2 separate regions of the Mus musculus genome follow, and region 2 is linked to region 1. The links are chromatin loops, found by intact Hi-C in ENCODE. Cell type or tissue: gastrocnemius. All regions are shown on one strand. Region 1 overlaps Efhd1 (EF hand domain containing 1). Region 2 holds the start of Gigyf2 (GRB10 interacting GYF protein 2).

Region 1 (4,000 bases):
CAGGTTTTCATCTATCTTAGGCTAGCTAGCCTTGAGCTCACCATGTAGCCAAGTTCAAAGTTGACTTTGAACTTCTGAACCTCCTGCCTCTAGTTCCTAAGTGCCAGGACCACCATATCCATCTTTGTAGTACTGGGGATCAAACCCACAGCTTTGTGTATGCTAGAAGAGTAGTTTACTAACCAAGCTACACACATACACACACACACACACACACACACACACACACACACACACGATCCTCCTGCATGACTTAAAAAAGAAAACATAAAGCTGTACAGGTCCTCCTGAGCACCCACTCGCCCTCTAAACCTCATGCTTTGCCTGAAGAGTGCATGCAGCATCAACTGTTAGCTCTGGGCCAGACAAGGAAGACCCAGCACAACACCTGGGGCTCCTGTGACCCAGACTTCCCTGGAAGCCAGTGCATTCAAATCAACTCTGCTCTCCTGACCCTGAAAGCCTGGTCTGCTAGGACAAGTTCAGGTCCCCTTCCCACCCTTCTGCCCCCAAAGCAACATGCTAAAAACAAACAACAGAAACCCAAACACAGAGTGTACCAGCTTGTCACCGGTTAGATGGATTTCTACCTTTCCCTTCTGGCCAACAGTCCATTCTGAATGGTAACCAATCACTCTGGGTGGCGGTAAGGGGCATGATTAGGAACCAACCTCACCTCCACTCTCAGGAAAGAGAGTTCCTCTGGGCAGCCAGCTTAAATGCCCTTTGTGTTTGAGTCCCCCTTCTGTCAGGTGGGGCTGTCCTGTGATGTGTGTGTGTGTGTGTGTGTGTGTGTGTGTGTGTGTGTGTGTGTGTGTGTGTGTGGTGCAGGAAGCAGCTTGCTGATGCTTGCTGGGAAGACTTCCTGGGTTGGTTTCAGTCACTGAGTTTTAAATATTTATTTATTGCTTATTATAATTATTTTGGTTTTTGCAAGTAGCCTCTCACACTGGATCCCAGGCTAGCCTTGAACTCAAAGCAATCCTCCTGTCTCAGCCTAAGCTGGGGATATAGAAATGAGCCACCACTACACCTTTACTCACAGATTTTTTTAGATAATCACATGGCTGTCATTTAGTCCCCATAACAATTTCTGCTGCCGTTTTTGTTTAATGATTCACTTTGCCCAAGGGGCTTTTGGTTGCTTGTGCTGTTTCTCCTCTTCTGGTCATTGGAGGCAGGATGTCACTGTGAATGGGTTACAGGCCCACCACATCACAGGCCCATGGAGAGCCTGCTCTTTAGACTGTATTGTGGTAGTCTGGTCCTTCTGGGGTCTGTGGGTGGATGCTTGGCTCAGTGTCCTGTTTCTCTGAAGCCTCCAGAACTCAGTCCCATTCCCTGGGTAGCTGAAAACAACCGTGCTTCTTTCTTCATAGCTCTGAAAGTTGAAAGCCTTCAGTATTGACTGTACCCTGCCTGCTCTGTGGGCTCCAGGGGAGAATCTTCCTGTTCATGTTCTCTCTCTCTCTCTCTCTCTCTCTCTCTCTCTCCTTCCCTCCCTCCCTCCCTCCCTCCCTGTTTCTCTCCCTTTCCCTTCTCCTCCCTCTCTGTCTCTGTCGTTCTGTCTGTCTCCATGTCTCTCTTTCTCTGTGTGTCTGCTTGCCCATCTGTCTGTCTTCACATGGCTTTCTCAGAGGCTTCTAGACACTGGATTCAGGGCTACCCAAATCCAGTATGGCCTCATCCTGATTTATTTACCTCTGCAAAGACTCTATTTCCAATCCGGTCACTTTGTGAGGTTCTGAGCAAACATGATAAGGAGGAAGGGGGGAAGGGGGATTCTACTTAACTCAGGAAAGTGAGCAAGACAAGTGTGTCCTCAAAGATTCGTGGGGGGGGGGGGAGCTCCAAGGAGGACCTGAGTTTTAGGATGGTGGGAATTTTATACTTACAGCATACATAGTAAGCTATGCCCCTGCCACCCCAACCCCCTCCCCGTGGACTAGCCTTCCCAAAACCTGATCCAATGGAGCATAGCTCCATCTGTGCCAAGAGTGCTCTGGCTTCAGCAGGGCCTGCCAGATTTTCACTTTTCAGCAGTTTCTAGATGCGCATTCTGATGTCCCCTTTGCTCCCTAGGCCCCTCAAGTGTGTAACCTGATTAGACCATCATACACAAAGCATGCCCACTCTTTGTCAGGAAGCAAGGCTAGATAGATTCACCCAGACCCCTCAAATATATTCTTTGGTCTTTTTATGTTTGATTTTCCTTAGCATAGGAGTTTTAGACTTTCAAAGCGAAGAACCGCGAGAGGGAGGGAGGGAGGGAGTGCTTTCCCGCCCGCCCGCCTGGGAGTTTGCTGGGTTCTTAGAGTAGGTGTCAAGTGTCCCGAGTCCTAAATGGTGTGCTGCAGAAGAGAGACAACTTTCTAATGAGTGTGGGAAGCCAGAGGCCTCGGCAGCCTGGCCAGAGCTAGCTGCCGCTCTGTTTCCAAGCGTGGAAGTGTGTCACTGGATAGCCGGAGCCAGAATAATAGTGGCCTGATTTTAAAGGGAGACTGAGAAGGGCCCAGAAGAAACCGACCCTACAGTGTGTGTACACGGCTGAAATGCGATCAGAGCTGGCTGTGTGGGCAAGGTTAGACAGGAAACTTTAATTACCCTGGCTGCTCCAGAGGGCCCTGGCAAAGGAAGGTAATGGGGACAGCCACTCGCAGGCAGGGCCCAAGCACAGGAGCTTAGCGTGCAGCTGTGGTATCTCCTCAGCCCTGCAGCGAGAGCTTGTGTTTCAACTCCCCAAAGAGAGGGTGGGAAGGGGAATGTTAGCCCACAGGAAAGTTACTGTTTTATTACCAATGCTGATGTCATGATGCCCCGCCAAGGCCACATTCCCCATCTGGACCGCCACTGGCCACTGGAAGCGTGGACTTCCTCATCCCCCGCCCCCTTTCCCAGTGCCCCCCCCCCCCCTTAGTCTGCCCAGGAGGAGAAAGGGCAGGAGGAAGAAAGGGGTGTGGCATAGATGATTGTCTTTTCTTTCTTAGTTTTGGTTCTGGGGTGAGAACTGCGGGGGGGGGGGAGGGGCGTGGGGGGCTGGCTGCATGTTTCAAGCATATCCTCTACCATGGAGCTACACCCTCAACTCTTCTAGATTGGCTGAGAATTTCTCATACAAATGAAGTGTGTCCTCTTATGGGAGACGCCTCATCTGGGTGTCTTTATCTTTAGTGGGAAGCAGATGGGGGTAGAATGGCTGTAGTCAGCACACTTGAGGCCCTGGATTCTATTCCTAGTGCAAGGACACAGACAGACAGACAGACAGACAGACACACACACACACACACACACACACACACACACATACACACAGAGGACAGGGACAGTAGAGAAAAGTCCCTGGAAGCTAAGACCTTTCTGACCCCTGGATTGCAACCCTTGCTAGTAGTGACTCACCTTGGATTTAATGTGTTCTCTTGTGCACTGGGGTTTGTACATTTAACCATCTTTACTGGGAAAGGAGAGGACCCAGGCTGATCCGAGTACCTGGGAAGTAACTCCAGGCCTACTCTGAAGGCCCTGGCCCCTAGCAGGAAGATGCACAAATGTTCATCTCCTCCCCCTGAGTCCTCTCAGAGTCTCCTCTGCATCATATCTTATGGGAATTTGAGTGACTGTCCTTTGAAATGGAGTGATCAAAGGAGTTTTTAAAACGGGAAAGATTTCTGTGATAGGGAAATCCTAGCTGAGTATGGTAGCTGCTGTGTCCCCTACACAACCTCCTGGTTATCTCCCAAAGGCTAGCACTGCATCCTGGGTCCATCCAAGCCAGTGACCACCCAGGCAAAGGTGATAGTATAATGAGTTTCGCCAAGCTGGAGGTAGCTTCCCTTCCCTATGGCCTGTGATGGGGTTCTGTTAGTGAGGAGGGAGTGTGTGTCCCTCTGGATTCGTTTTGTGAGATAATGCACCATGATTCTTGTATACCTGCCTGTGCTGTCTACCTGAGGGGTTTTGGCTGACGGACCTGGAAGAGGTTAGCAAGGGGCACGGAGAATCC
Region 2 (4,000 bases), 57 kb after region 1:
GGCCTAGGAACAAGTTTGTAAGCAACCCTTTCCATGTTTTCTGCTTTGAGTTCCTGCTTAAATTTTCATTGTGAGCCAGGTAATGGCGGTACATGTCTCAGCCCCAGTACATAGGAGATAGAGGCAGACAGAGCAATGTGAGTTCAAGGGCAGCCTAGTCTACAGAATGAGTTCAGGACAGCCAGAGCTTTGTGGAGAAACCCTGTTTTGAAAAATCAACCAACCAACCAAACCAAACCAAATTAAAGACACCTTTTCTTGAGAGCATATCCTTGCTCATCAGGGTCAGCAACACCGGAAGCTGGCAGTAATACAGCTCTTCAATGGGCCCTTCAGACTTTCATGCTGCTGAACTTATCTGGTGTCATCCATATTTTCCTTTTCCTTTGTTCTCTCCCCATGTATTAGCTACCTTTCCTGTTGCTGTAATAAAATACCCCAAAAGAATTTGCTTAAGAGGCAAAGGCCTTATTTTGGTTCACAATTCAAGAGTATGGTCCACCTTGGGAGTAGTCACATTGCTTCCAAGGTCAGGAAGTTGAGACTGATGGAACCTTTGAATGTTTCTGTGTAGCTTTTTCACTTAGGTCTTATACACTATAGAATTCTAGCTTATGGAATGGAATGGTATTTTCCACTTTACCTACTCTCGGGTTTCCCCACATCAAATAACATAATCTAGATAATCTCTCATAAATTTGCTCAGATATTTGTTTCCATGATGAATCCAAATCCCATCATGTTGACAGTCAAGATTAATGATCACAGTCAAGATTAATGATCATTCTCTGAATTTAATGCTCTTTTATACAGTCTCTCTTTGAAAGGGAATCAAGACTCAGGAAGGGAGGCAGAGGAGGAAGTTGGTATATATATATATATATATATATATATATGTATGTATGTATGTGTGTGTGTGTGTGTGTATTTTTTTTCCAAGTGTTGAATCCAGGGCTCCCAAACGACTAGGTTGGGAGTCTGCCACTGTGTTCTGAAACTTAAGTTTATGTTGATGGGAAGACCTATGATAAATGCTGGAGGATATTTTGCAGTGATTGTGTGAAACTGAGTGGATCCCAAACACCAAAGGTAGTAGAAAGGCAGGAAAAGACTAATGGTCCCAGAAAGACCCGGGTGACTTGAAATGGTAGATGTACCAGGTTTAGCAAATCAAAGTATATAGTATGTCCAGCTAAACATGAGTTTCAGAAAGACAGCAGATTAATTTCCTGTATTCTGTATTGCCGGGTTTACTATTCGTTATCTCGCAACCCTAAAATGGGAAGGCAGTATATATAAGGGGGTTGTAGGTCCACATGTAGTGGAAGGGTGTAGTAACTTTTTTTTAGTTTTTCGAGACACGGTTTCTCTGTATAGCCCTGGCTGTCCTGGAACTCTGTAGATCAGGCTGACCTTGAACTCAGAAATCGATCTGCCTCTGCCTCCCAAGTGCTGGGATTAAAGGTGTGAGCCACCACTGCCTGGCTAGGTGTAGGAACTTTTAAAACCTTCCCAGCTGTCACATTCCAGTACTCCAGGATGAATTTCCAGTTCTATAAGAAAGGAAACTGCTTTGAATTTCAGCTTTACCATTTGCCCCATGATGGACCAACTGGCAGGAAAATGCTAGACCAAATGCTGTGGAAAAGTTCTAGCTTGGAAAACCAGCTCATAAATGATGTGGAGATTTTTGTACTGCAACCGGGCACTGGATTGGGTGCATCGGACGGTGAGTCATAGGGCCTCTGGCCAGGCTCCAATTAGGGACACCAGTTCAACTCTAGGGCCATAGGAGATGCAGCCAAAGGCCCCACTGTGCGCCTGCGCTACTCAGGCTCCGTCCTCGCCCGGCCCTGCATCCGGGTCTCAGGGAGGGGCGTGTCCGAGGGGAGGGGCAGGCCGTCGAGGAAGGGAACGATGTCGTGGGAAGCTGGAGAGCAGGGAGGGAGTGAGGCGGGGATGTAGGCGGGGCGGGGGGCGGCGCGGCGCGCGGGGTCACGTGACGTGCGTGGCGACGTGTCGGCCATCTTGTGTTGTTGAGGCTGAGGATTGACTTGGGTTCTGAGAGACTCCTGTCCCGGACCGCAGGTAACCAGTGGCTCGGTGTGTGTCTCCCCTGCCCGCGGCCATCCCGCGCCCAGTCCCCGCCATAGCGCCCCGAGCTGCCGTGGCCCGGCGCCCACCGTCGCGTCCCCGCCGCTCCGGCCCGAGCCGGCCGCATGGACACACTCAGGCTGCCCGGCAGCGGCCACGGCCGCTGCCGGCTGGGGGCGTCAGACCTGGGGACAGGGCAGGTGCGAGGTCAGCAGGAGCCTCCTCCCGTGCGAGGGTCCCGGCAGTCCAGGGAGCGTCCCGGCCGAGGGCAGCCCCCTGCTTTCGCCCCCGTGGCATCGCGGGGGAAGCCGAGGAGAGGAGGCGGGAGGCGGGGTGGGCAGTGTCAGGCCGGAGGGTTCGCCTTCCGCTGCCCGCTCCTCGGGGCTGGTCGCCCGCACAGCCTCGGGGTACCCCGGCTAACAGCTGCTGCGAGCCGACAGCTGCTCCTGCCGGCGCTCCTGCCCGCACCTGCCCCAGGGAGGTGCGCCCTTGCCTTCTCCACCGAGCATCTGGACTGGGGAAGACTGCTTCTAGGGCTGGAGGACTGGTCTTGAGCAGGCCCCAGGCAAGGTGGAGTCATGATCTGATCCTGGGACTGAGAGGCTTGGGAAAGTAGAGCCCCGGGCAGCCCCGGGGACCCGAATGTTCATACCGGCTTGAAATGGGCAAGCAGTTTCCCACGAAGCACTCTTGAACACTTTGGTTTTGTAGCTGAAATATAAATCAAGCCAGCAAGTAAGGAAGGGTGTGAAAGGAGCTGATTGTGTGACCGCGTTTGGGAAGCAGTAACGTTGCTTTGCATTTATCTAGTACGGTCTCCCCTCACCTCCAGTTTTCTCGAAAGTCAAAGCACTTAAACACACCTAGTGGTTCTATTAGGAAGGTAAGTATTCCAACATAACTTAAGAAATGAAGGGACTCAATCAGTGATGGCTTCCCACCTAGTCCCATCTACCTTGAATTATAGGTAATTATGTTTCAGAGTGTTGTATACAGGGATTGTAGTCTTCCTTATGTAGTTACTCCTCTTTAGTAACAAATGACTTCCTAAATTACAAAAACTATTATCCTACTTTTTGTACATGAGTTTTCATCCTTTTTTGTGGCTCTGACTGGCAGAATTTTTCCTTTTGGTTAGAACATATACTTTGTCTTCATTTAATGATATTTCCCTAATGTAGCAGCTTTTAGATTGCCTAGACTGGGATATGTACTTCACTGTCACATAAGAAGACACTAGGAAAACATTTAGAAGTGACATATGTCTGGAAAAATACCAACGTTGAAGATGTTGGTGATTTGCTAGAAAGAAAAAGACCATACCTTTTTTGGTACTTGACAAAGGATTTAGAGTTTTGTGGCTGGGGAAGAAGAGATTATGTACTGTATGCTGCCATTCTTGTCTTTTCCTTTCTTTTCTGTTTGACTACAAGTACTACAGTATGTAGTGTGAATGCTGAGGGACAAACATTTCTGTTTGTGTTGCGCTCACTTCTGGACATCTAAATACTTAAGTAAAAATATACAAATACTTCTTGATGTGATGATTGGGCTGTGTCCCTTAAATTGATTGAAAGTTGAAGTATGTAAGCTGAAATTGCATTTAAAGCTATCAGTCTGCTGCCCATTAATAACAGCAAAGCCTCCTATAGAATCTTGATCATCTCCCGCTTGTATGGTTAGATTTTATGTGATTTTGTGACTCTCTGGTCCTAGCCAGCAATGCCAGGGAGTATTGTACTACATACATATTGTTAACTCAGGAAGAAATCATAATTAGAAATATGAAGAATGATTTCTACTGAGTCCATATTGTTTTTACCTCATAGTAGAGTGCAAACTCTTGTTAAGTTGAACATTTCTGTGTAGGGACCATCTGTTTATGTAGGAGTAACGGGAAAAAGAA

Evidence for each region. Hi-C counts contacts between places; a loop is a spot of excess contacts. Peaks named below come from ENCODE experiments on the same cell type or tissue, not always from the same donor. Only the 100,000 strongest peaks of a DNase experiment are listed, where the experiment ranks them.
Region 2: it touches region 1 in a loop (2.0-fold over the local background); 2 of 42 quality-filtered maps call a loop at or near these places.

Annotation. Positions count from the first base shown.
Region 1 is chr1:87,268,384-87,272,383 of GRCm38, forward strand. The region is part of intron 1 of Efhd1 (EF hand domain containing 1); the gene reads left to right. Among named protein-coding and RNA genes, the nearest start is that of Efhd1, 6.0 kb to the left of the region's middle. In gastrocnemius, no CTCF peak of the experiment used is centred here; a DNase peak (open chromatin) is centred at 1,981; H3K4me3 peaks cover 1,259 bases; H3K27ac peaks cover 2,747 bases.
Region 2 is chr1:87,325,005-87,329,004 of GRCm38, forward strand. Gigyf2 (GRB10 interacting GYF protein 2) reads left to right here and starts at 1,994. Exons shown (of 29, transcript NM_146112.4): 1 at 1,994-2,088. In gastrocnemius, a CTCF peak has its summit at 2,308 (motif pointing right); DNase peaks (open chromatin) are centred at 1,921 and 2,414; H3K4me3 peaks cover 2,367 bases; H3K27ac peaks cover 2,070 bases.